Regions from separate parts of the Homo sapiens genome. Here region 2 is linked to region 1. The links are chromatin loops, found by intact Hi-C in ENCODE. Cell type or tissue: ascending aorta. All regions are shown on one strand.

Region 1 (5,000 bases):
TTTTTTCTCATTTTAGACGTTTTGATGGGTATGTAATCCTATTTTGGTTTAAATTTGCATTTCCCTGATGACTAACAATAGCTGCACACCTTGTTATATACTAAATGGTCATCTGGATTACCTCTTTTGTAAAATGAGCATTCCAGTCTTGCTTTTTTCTCACTGATGTGTAGGAGCCTGTTATATATTATGATCAAACGTTAAAATTTAAAAATTTATTTTTTCAGACTATCAGAGAAAATGTAACATAAGCAACATCTGAACTAAATCTGAAGAGCCTTAAAACAGTTTCTATTCTCCCGTCACACAGGTCTGATAGGGGGAAAGAGAAACAAAAATTCTACCTTTAAATATTTAATTCAAGAACAAAGTAAAATGAAAATGGGTTTATAATTTCTGACACTGGGAGAATTTCTACTGGGAAGCTGTCATAAATCACAGCACTTTATGGCAATAGTCACACCCTTCAAGCTCACTATTTCTTGATAATTAAAATTTCACCGTCAAATACATTTTGCAATTTGTTCACAGTAAGATAGCTTCTGAGAAAAACAGGTAAATCATTGTTTGGATATTCCTTTTAAAAAAGACCAGATGAAAGCCTGGCTTCTGGTTTTAAATACCCTTCCATTAAAAAAACCAAACAAAACCAAAATAAAGCAGTGTCATCAAGTGTTGACCTAAACAGTTCTACTGAGGCACTGGGGACAAACAGCTATACTTCCACTAGACTTCTACCTTTTATATTACAATAAATTTCCTCTGCCTAGTACATTTTGATCTTGCATAAGCTAAAAAATGTTTACAAGGGAGACTAGTTTTCATTCCTTGTAATGATAGCAGTTAACTCCTAGGGTTTCTTCTTTATACTATATTTTTGGTTAATAAAAATGGTCTATACCATTTCTCAGAGATGAGAAGAGAATGGTAAGGTGTTTAATTGATTTTAAAAAGCTACTTTAAAAAATTATCTTTAAAAGTTGATCACCAATCATTTTCCAAGTGCTGTTTTTTATAGGGGAAGGAAATAAATAAAACTTAACATACTAAAAGCATATTTCAAAATTTCAGCAATTATACCCCAGCAAGTAAATGATGCTACTCATATAATAGCGTATTTATTGTTTCAGGAAACTACAGTGACATTTCACTGGACTTCAGGTGGAGGAAAAATGCTTCAAGGAAAATATCAGGATGTATATAGCGATTTCTTTTCTTTTCTTTCTTTCTTTCTTTTTTTTTTTTAAAGATACAAGGTTTTGCTCTGTCACCCAGGCGGGAGTACAGTGATGTGACCATAGCTCACTGCAGTCTTGATTCCTGGGCTCAAGCAATCCTCTTACCTCAGCCTTCTGAGTAGCTGGGACTAGAGGTGCATGCCACGATGCCTGGCTGATTTTTAAATTTTCTGTAGAGGGGAGGTCTCACTATGTTGCCAGGCCTGGCCTCAAGCAATCCTCCTGATTCAGCCTCCCAAAGTGTTGAGATTACAAGTATGAGCCACTGAACCTGGCTGATGTGGCAAACTATATGAAAGATAAAATATTTCAATTAATAAAAAAACTCCTTAAATTTCAGCTGTACAATAGAGATTCATAAATAAAGCAGGCCAAATACTGTGTGATGCAATTCCTCTACCACATGTTGAAAGCATTGAAATAATCTATTTCCCTTTGTTTGAGGGATTAGTTTCCCATACTTTGAGAAAATACTGATAAGAAATATTCTATAATCATACTGGACACACTCTTCGAAATGAGCTCTTGGTACACAGGAGATGATTATCCTTCCCTGTTAATAGACTTATCACATCTTCCCTTGTCCTTTGACTGAACAAACTCAATTCTATGTACTCACACAAGCTAGATTTTTGGTGGCTCTTCTTGCACTCATTTTGACAAATCACTTCTCTTTGTTATTTCACTTCACTTATTTACCTGAAACTTCATATTCCAGGTATTCCTGGAAAGAAGAGTGATTGAAGTAGGGACCCAGACATCTTACCTTCTCTGATCTGACTCGAGAGGCACACACAACCCACTTGAAGTATTTTAGCAAAAAAGTTACAAACCAGAATCTTAAAAATGGAAAGAATACCCATTTTACTAATCTTCATATAAACTAAAGGTAGTATTTACGAATAGTTACACAACAGTGCTGTTACAACATTTTTCAAAGGTACTCCGTAATCTTTGGAATTGGATTCAGGACATCAGTTAGCAACTTGTCTAACAGGCTAGCTATCCTAGGCAACACTTGATCCTGAACGACACCTGCTTTATTCCAGCAGCTCAAGTTGCTTATTTTCCAAGATCTGACATTAGAAAGAGCAAGCAGAACCAGGTATCTTTTCTTCTTCAAAGAATAGGGCTGCACAAACCTAAACTACTTTTTCAAGGTGTTTTTCAGCAACTCATTTACTCAAAAAATATTGCAAACCTGAGAATGACAGAAATGTGGAGTTCTATAGAGTCGTATTATTAACAGGATCTCCTCAATGGTTCCCTCTTCATGTGCTTGAGTTAACAGTATTTCCAATTCAGCTTAATGACACGGTTTGAGTAGGGGCAAGGAGGGTACCAGAGAGGACAAAGGCCTTCATCTGAATTTTAATCACTGACTCAGTAAGTCTCTCTTACTTGTCAAGTATGTACAAAGAAAGTATTCTGAGTGGCATTGCTTAAGGCTTCCAAACACAAGCTGAGATCATACCCACAATTAAATGTGGAATTTTGATAGATGGAATTCCCATCAGCAGTTAAAAATAACCCCGGCTAAAAGAGAATTCATATCGCTGAGTCATGACTCATTTTCTTGAATCATTGTCCACTAGGAACAACAGGACAAAAATTTTTGCTTCTGATTCTGCATATAAGAATCAGTTATTTTAAGAAAGTTTATGCAACTCAAATATAAGAATCCGGTGAACCTTATTTCACAATACAATAGTCACCTCCTTCTCCTTCTCACTACAACTGATATACAGGGAACTGAAAACAAGAATGACCATGAACAACCACTAGGGAGCGTGAAACAACAGAAGAGAACAAAAAGAGTCTGTAACAAACACTTTTCCTCTTTAGAGACTGCTGAAGGTCAAGACTGGAGCAGAAGGGCAAACACAATCGTGTTGTCTACATAAAAGGACTCTTGGAGTCTTGGGTGGATAACTGGGTAACTTTCATGAGTAAAGAATTAATTTGACATCTCAGAACAATTTATATGTCCAGCTTCAAGTCCCTGCTCCTGGCCCCTATCTTTTGCCTTCATTTTTCTTTGAAGATATTTCATTCTTGGGGATTTAACTGGGACACATAACATAGAATTATGCCCAAGAGGTAGAAAGAAATTGCAACAGCAAAGAAAGCAGTTCCTTTCAATGAGTCAAAAGTTTTGATCAACTATAGCCAAATCTTTTTCAGAAAATGTTGTCATTACATAGCAGAGCTCTTTACCTTCTTTGAAAATTTAATATATAAACAATATTTATATATAGATTGTTCATGGGAAAAAATTTTAAAACAGTATCAAGGAGAAAATCATGAATAGTGAAAATAGGTCTGCCTTCAAGAAAACACTGGTCAAAAGAAAATTATTTCACATACATATGAGAGTTTCTTTTTTATGCCACTCATTTCACTATACCCATTCTATTCCCATTTAAAATTTGTCTCCTTTTCAGGTGATGGGTATCCCAAGTATACTGATTTGATCTTTCCAAATTGTGTAAACATATTAAATTATCAAATGAATCCCACAACTATCTACATGTATTATACACCAATAAAAACTTGTTTAAAAATAAAATTTATCTTTAGCCACAAAGTGGGCACCTTTTTATTGTTTTTTTTTTCTAACACGGAAGGTATGAACCTGCATAATCTGACATTTGTTTTCAGAATTAAAAAAGAAGTGTGTTTCCTTTGAGTATTTTTCTCTTTGTAGTGCATGGTAGTGAGTTTTATCATGATTAGCTTGGTTAATAAAATAGTTTCTTTTAACTTAGGTCAGTAAAATACCAGCAATAGATTAATGACTTCTGATCATTTCTGGCATCAGAAAATATACTCAGGCCAAAGGCCCATTTTACTCTCTATTCTATCATATAATATACACACACAACATAATATACATAGATATATCATGGCAGTCCTTTCACATATTAAAAGCAGGATAAAAGCTCAGAGAAGAATCTAAGCTTTGTGTAATACAACATGAATACTGTTAAGTTGGATAGAGCATTAATGTCCTCATTCTCACAGCCATCAGTCCTCTTAAAAACAGTGCTTAAATAATGGATTCTCCAGTAAGACAGACAGTCTCTTCTTTCCTACTGGGTGGAGAATTCACTTGGTAATTTGGTTTCCGATATAGCCGAGAGGAGTAATGAAACTATTCCTTATAACTTGCTGCCCATTCCACACAGACTTGTAAGTCAGTACTACACTTACACAGACCCAGCCAAAAACTGGAAAGAGCAGGTCAGGCTTTAATACAAAAGGACAACATCCCTTTACTGTGCTTATAGCCAAATCAAGCTAACTTGTTCCCAGGAGTTGTAAAGAGCCATGACAGATTCTGTTGACAGTGGCTATCTTTACTATTTAGCTCACTAGAATAGTGTGGCCTCTCATCCCCACAATGGTCTCCAGAAAAATGGAAAGGGCAGCAACCTTTTTTAGGCACTAAATGAAAATGTATGAAGACAGATGTTCACTGTCTGTTGCGGCTCTCAAGATCCTTCACTTAAATTATCTGCTAACACATAATTCATGAGGTGAAGTAACAGACGATCCTTATAAGCAGGGAGAAACAGAAATGGACCTTGGATAAGGAAGCAACTGGTCAAAATAGCTGGATAATTTAAAATATTATCTTATATTTTTGAATAAACATAACAAAGGCAGTGAATACGATTTGCTTTCAGTAAAACAGATACATTACAAAAATAGATATTTGCATACAGAAAAAAGTTTACTAACATATTTATACAGAAAATT
Region 2 (5,000 bases), 590 kb before region 1:
TAGCATTTCCCCTCCTTTATACTATCAATTTGTTTCGTTGAAATGTCCTTTGCTGCAAAAAATTTTTCAGGACACCCAGAAGAATACATAAGTGAATAAAAATTCTCAATTCTATTACTTGGAGATAGTTAACATATTGGTGACTGTTCTTCCAAATCTTTTTTCTCTGCACGTTAATTCTAAAAAACATAATTAGGGGCCAGGTGTGGTGGCTCACACCTGTAATCCCAGCACTTTGGGAGGCCGAGGCAGGTGGATCACCTGAGGTCAGGAGTTCGAGACCAGCCTGGGCAAAATGGTGAAATGCTGTCTCTACTAAAAATACAAAAATTAGCTGGGCGTGGTGGCGTATGCCTGTAATCCCAGCTAGTAGGGAGGCTGAGGCAGGAGAATTGCTTGAACTCAGGAGGTAGATGTTGCAGTGAGCTGAGATTGTGCCATTTCACTCCAGCCTGGGTGACAAGAGTGAAACTCCATCTCAAAAAACAAACAAAAAACAAAATACATAAATAAGATAGAGTATAACACCTTAAAAAACTTTTGGTGCTCAGGCGTGCCCTAGATCAATATAATCAGAATCGCTGGGGGTTGGGGACCAGGCCTCAGTGTTTTTAAAGCTGTCCAGATGATCGTATGTGCAGTCAGGGTCAAGCACCAGCCCCTTAGAGATGAGGTAGTACAAGGAAGGAGAGCACAGGCAGCATCTGTGTTGATTCCACACTGTTCCTGCCTTCCTCCTGGAGTAGGAAGGATTCCATGCTTTCCTTCAGAAAGAAACCAAAATCTATGCAATAACAAGAGTCATTGACCCTAAGGCATTGCAGACTTCTATCCAATAGAATCAGACCCAGTCATGGTTCAAAGACTTGAGGAAACGGCAGGACTTTTGGATAATCTTCTCAAGCCCAGTGGAGGCTTTGCCTTGGGTGATGGATGGTGAGGAGCCACGTCAGTGGTTGAATCATTGCATTAACACGTCAAGGCTCAGGCTTTCTAGCTGGCCATTGGAACTGAGGATGTCATTAGTCTCTTAGCAAGGTTAACTTTGGGTAATACGAAGAAAAGGGATTATGAACTCTTGGAATCAGCATTCACCTTCTTAGAGAAAGAAAAGAAGGCGAAGACGAAAAAGAGTGCCTCCGATTCACGTTAGAGCTTTGAGTCCAAGAATTGTAAACATGTATAGGCTGCCAAATCTCACTCTAAATATATTCCAATGATCTCATGTTTTCATATGCAGTGGAATAAAAAGAGGCATTTTTATTCATTTTGGATGACAGCATCTTGAGCTTTTATGGGAGTGTTGTAGGAGTATTAGTTTAACCAAGAGCTGCAATCAATATTTCAACCATTCAGAGTCACCACAACAGGCACGTTAGACACTGAATGACAATTATCTTGTCATTGCAAGTTGGACCCTCAAACGTGTTCCCAAATATTGATGGCAAATCCCCCACCCCCAGGGGGAAAATCCCCCATCAAAGATCCTCTGAGGAGAGCCAAGCGAGGCACTGGAGAGAGCAGTGCACATATTTCGAGGTGATTAACATTTCGGTTTTGGCCTCCTCATCTGCAAGGGCTTCGTCTGTTACTCGTTTTCTCTTTGGCCAAAGAGACCACATCCAGTGTCCCGAAGGAGAAGGCTGGAAATTTTTCGGAAAGCCCTTTTAGGAGAAGCCCAGTGAGAGGGCAAGCAAAGCTTCATTCCTTTTATGGCCAAGATCTCACAGTGTGAGACACAAAAAAGAGAGCAAGAGCAAGAGAGCTGGAGAGCATGTTGTCTCTGTTCCTCTGCTCCCGGGGCTGTGGCGTCCACATGGTCTCCAACCTTGAGCTGAACACAGTTGATACAAAAACCAGGGACCCTTTCAGTGGCCCCTGGGGTGACGGGAGAGTCCAGCACCCCACTTCCCCTCACCCTCGGGGTTAGCCTTCACCCCGCTCTGGCATCTTCGTCCCAGCCCTGCGTGCACATAAATCAAGCAGCAGGGTAGCTCGGAAACATGACGAATACCTTGGCTGGCTCCTGCTTGAAAAGACAAGGGGGGAGAAGAGGGATTCTAAAGTAACCCGGCCTTGACTGGAAACGCAGCCAGAATTTAGTGTTCCTGGAGCTGGCCCCAGCTGCTCAGACAGGAGCTGCCAGGGGAGACTTCCCTGGGGGCAGCCCCAGCCCTCCACGCTCTGGAGGAGGAAAAAGCTTTGGTGTCTGTCAAGAACATTATTCAAAAATTCTTGGACACTTCTAAGCCCTTTCTGTGAGCATGGAGACAGGGGGTTGAGGGAAGCTTTGCCTAGGCTGGGATGGCACTTGGGTATAGCCCCAGGTTTGAGTGCTGCTGTATTCATGGACAGTGCCCCAGAGGTGGGTGTGTGATGCCTGTGTGTGTGTGCATGTGCATGCGTGTGCATGTATGTAGGGGACCGGTGAGGCAAGACAGCCCACTTAAGGACACGGTTTTAAGTACACTGCCAGCTTTCAGTCTGGGGGCCTGTGAATGTTGTGGCTGTTGGCTTCTCCCTTTCTCTGTTTCCCAGTTCCACCAGCTCCCAGTGTCTCTGGTCTCTCCATTCATTCTTTTCAGTGGGTCAGGCCCCTGCTGGAATGACTCTTCAAGAGTCTGCTCTGCCCACCCTGACCAGGGGCTCCCAGTAGGGAAAGCCGAGGGTTCTAGGCGTTGCCCTCCTGCCTCCTCTGTCTGCCAGGACCACTGCAGGGGGCTCCTGAGTGTCCTGGCTCTCCTGTGAGGTGCCACAGAGGCAGGACTGCGTAAGGGACTAGTTCAGCCTTCAAGGAGCTTCAGTCGAGAGATTCTCTTTGTTTTGTTCTTGAGGGTCATGAAGAGATCATTCCAGCTGTCACCGACAAGAGATTCTGGGAGGCACCTGAACACAGTGGAGGGCCACAGAGAGTCTTCTTCCACAGAGAGCTCTGTAGGGATGAGGCCTCAGATGTGACAGGCTCTGAGCACGGGAGTATTAGAGGCTGAGAAGGGCTGCCTCCCTAAAAAACATTAATCGTGTTAAAATATTCACTGCCCTCTCCAAAATCTCAACACTTAAAAGCATTTTTTACGTTTCTTTTCTTTTCTTTTTTTTTTAAAGGAAGAAGCACCGTGGGGACTCTCACTGCAAAGAAGACAGACCATTATCAACACTCCTCCCCTCTGTTCCCCAAAGTCCCCTCCTGACCGCAGCATCAATCTTCCACGCTGGCCGGCCGGTAATTAGCTTTCCTCAGGGCAGGGGCAGATCACCAGCTCAGGCCTCCATCCAGGGGTTTCCTGTCCCCAAAGTTGCACTAATGCAAATCCATTTTTCATTAGGAGAAAATAAAACTCACAAGTGACATCAACTGAAAAATGTTTTTTGAGAGCAAGTTATTTCCATTTAAAGCTAAGCACATGACAGCTGGTGACTTTTAATGGAAAGTAAAATTTGCTGGGCTGAATTACTATCAAACCACTTGAGAATTTGTTTCTAATTTTCCTTTTTGGAGGAAGGCAGTGCTCTGGAGTCCAGCAGAGCAGATGAGGAATGGAAAGGTCTGGTCTCATCTCTAATTGCGGCCTCAAAAGACCCTGGACAATCCTCAGTAAAATCATGTCCCAAGATTTAGTTACATTAATTTTCTTTACTCTGTACTTGAAACTCATTTAATAAGCTGGTTAGAAAACAAACTTTCTGTACCACCTTTTGTTTGGGCCCCCAAAACCAAAATGGTTGTATGTGTACTGAAAACTATCTACGGTTGGCCAGGCGCGGTGGCTCACGCCTGTAATCCCAGCACTTTGGGAGGCCGAGGCGGGTGGATCATGAGGTCAGGAGATCGAGACCATCCTGGCTAACAAGGTGAAACCCCGTCTCTACTAAAAATACAAAAAATTAGCCAGGCGCGGTGGCGGGCGCCTGTAGTCCCAGCTACTCGGGAGGCTGAGGCAGGAGAATGGCGTGAACCCGGGAAGCAGAGCTTGCAGTGAGCCGAGATTGCGCCACTGCAGTCCGCAGTCCGGCCTGGGCGACAGAGCGAGACTCCGTCTCAAAAAAAAAAAAAAAAAAAAAAAAAGAAAACTATCTACAGTTTCTCCACTTAATAGAAAATATCTGGTATAGCAGAACCTGGTGGGCATTTGCTATGGACTGAATGTGCCCCTGCCATTCATATACTGAAGCCCTAACCCCCAGTGTGATGGTATTTATTAGGAGGTGGTGCCTCTGGCAGATTTAAATGAGAGCATGAAGGTGGGACCTCCATTACTGGATTAGTGTCCTTATAAGAAGAGGAAGAGACCAGAGCTCACTCTCCCCACCACGTGAGGATACAGTGAGAAGGTGGCTGTCTGCAAGCCAAGAGCCCTCACCCAAACAGAATCTGCTGGTATCTTGATGTTGGATTTTCTAGCCTCCAGGACTGTGAGAAATAAATGTGTGTTGTTTAAACCACCCAGTCTATGGTATTTTGTTATAGTAGCTAGGGCTGACTACAACTGAAGTAGGCTAGAAGGAACTCTGTTATCATGAGCTCCAGGGATGAGCTGTCTATACACTTGTGCTGCATCAGACATGAAAGAGGAGTGGTGTGAGACTTGCTTTTCTGTGCATCCTGTTTCAGAGCAATATAAATTCAGTTCCTCTTATCTTCCAGAATCTTCTAGCACTTCTGGAATCTATAACATATGTCTGTATGGATAATAGCACCTCTGGAATTTGGGGACAAGGTCAAAGGGTGTCGGGATTTGAAGGGGAAGCCATAAGAATCTTCACAATATAAATTGAGATTAAACACTTGCAGATGCAACCCATCCTTGGGGTGGTTTTGCAAACATATTGCTGAGGATTTCATGGTTTGCTACATCAAGATTAGATACCCAAAGTTTATTGGAAGATTAAATTACAAAAAGTAATGACAAGGTAAGTTGTAATAAGTCATGTTATTTGATGAGAAGTAAAGATAATTAAAGGCATGAAAGAGTCTGTAAGGAGCCTAGAAGAAGAGAGGT

What was found. Hi-C counts contacts between places; a loop is a spot of excess contacts. Peaks named below come from ENCODE experiments on the same cell type or tissue, not always from the same donor. Only the 100,000 strongest peaks of a DNase experiment are listed, where the experiment ranks them.
Region 2: it touches region 1 in a loop (5-fold over the local background); 1 of 110 quality-filtered maps calls a loop at or near these places.

Annotation. Positions count from the first base shown.
Region 1 is chr1:178,342,649-178,347,648 of GRCh38, reverse strand. All of the region lies in intron 3 of RASAL2 (RAS protein activator like 2), which reads right to left. Among named protein-coding and RNA genes, the nearest start is that of CLEC20A, 150 kb to the left of the region's middle. RefSeq lists an enhancer at 2,290-2,858. In ascending aorta, a CTCF peak has its summit at 3,016; no DNase peak of the experiment used is centred here; H3K4me3 peaks cover 978 bases; H3K27ac peaks cover 3,624 bases.
Region 2 is chr1:178,936,182-178,941,181 of GRCh38, reverse strand. It overlaps LOC102724754 (a long non-coding RNA gene), which reads left to right and starts at 2,111. Exons shown (of 3, transcript XR_426873.4): 1 at 2,111-2,365; 2 at 3,106-3,223; 3 at 4,204-4,283. RefSeq lists an enhancer at 1,513-2,012. In ascending aorta, no CTCF peak of the experiment used is centred here; DNase peaks (open chromatin) are centred at 1,631 and 2,051; H3K4me3 peaks cover 1,939 bases; H3K27ac peaks cover 3,846 bases.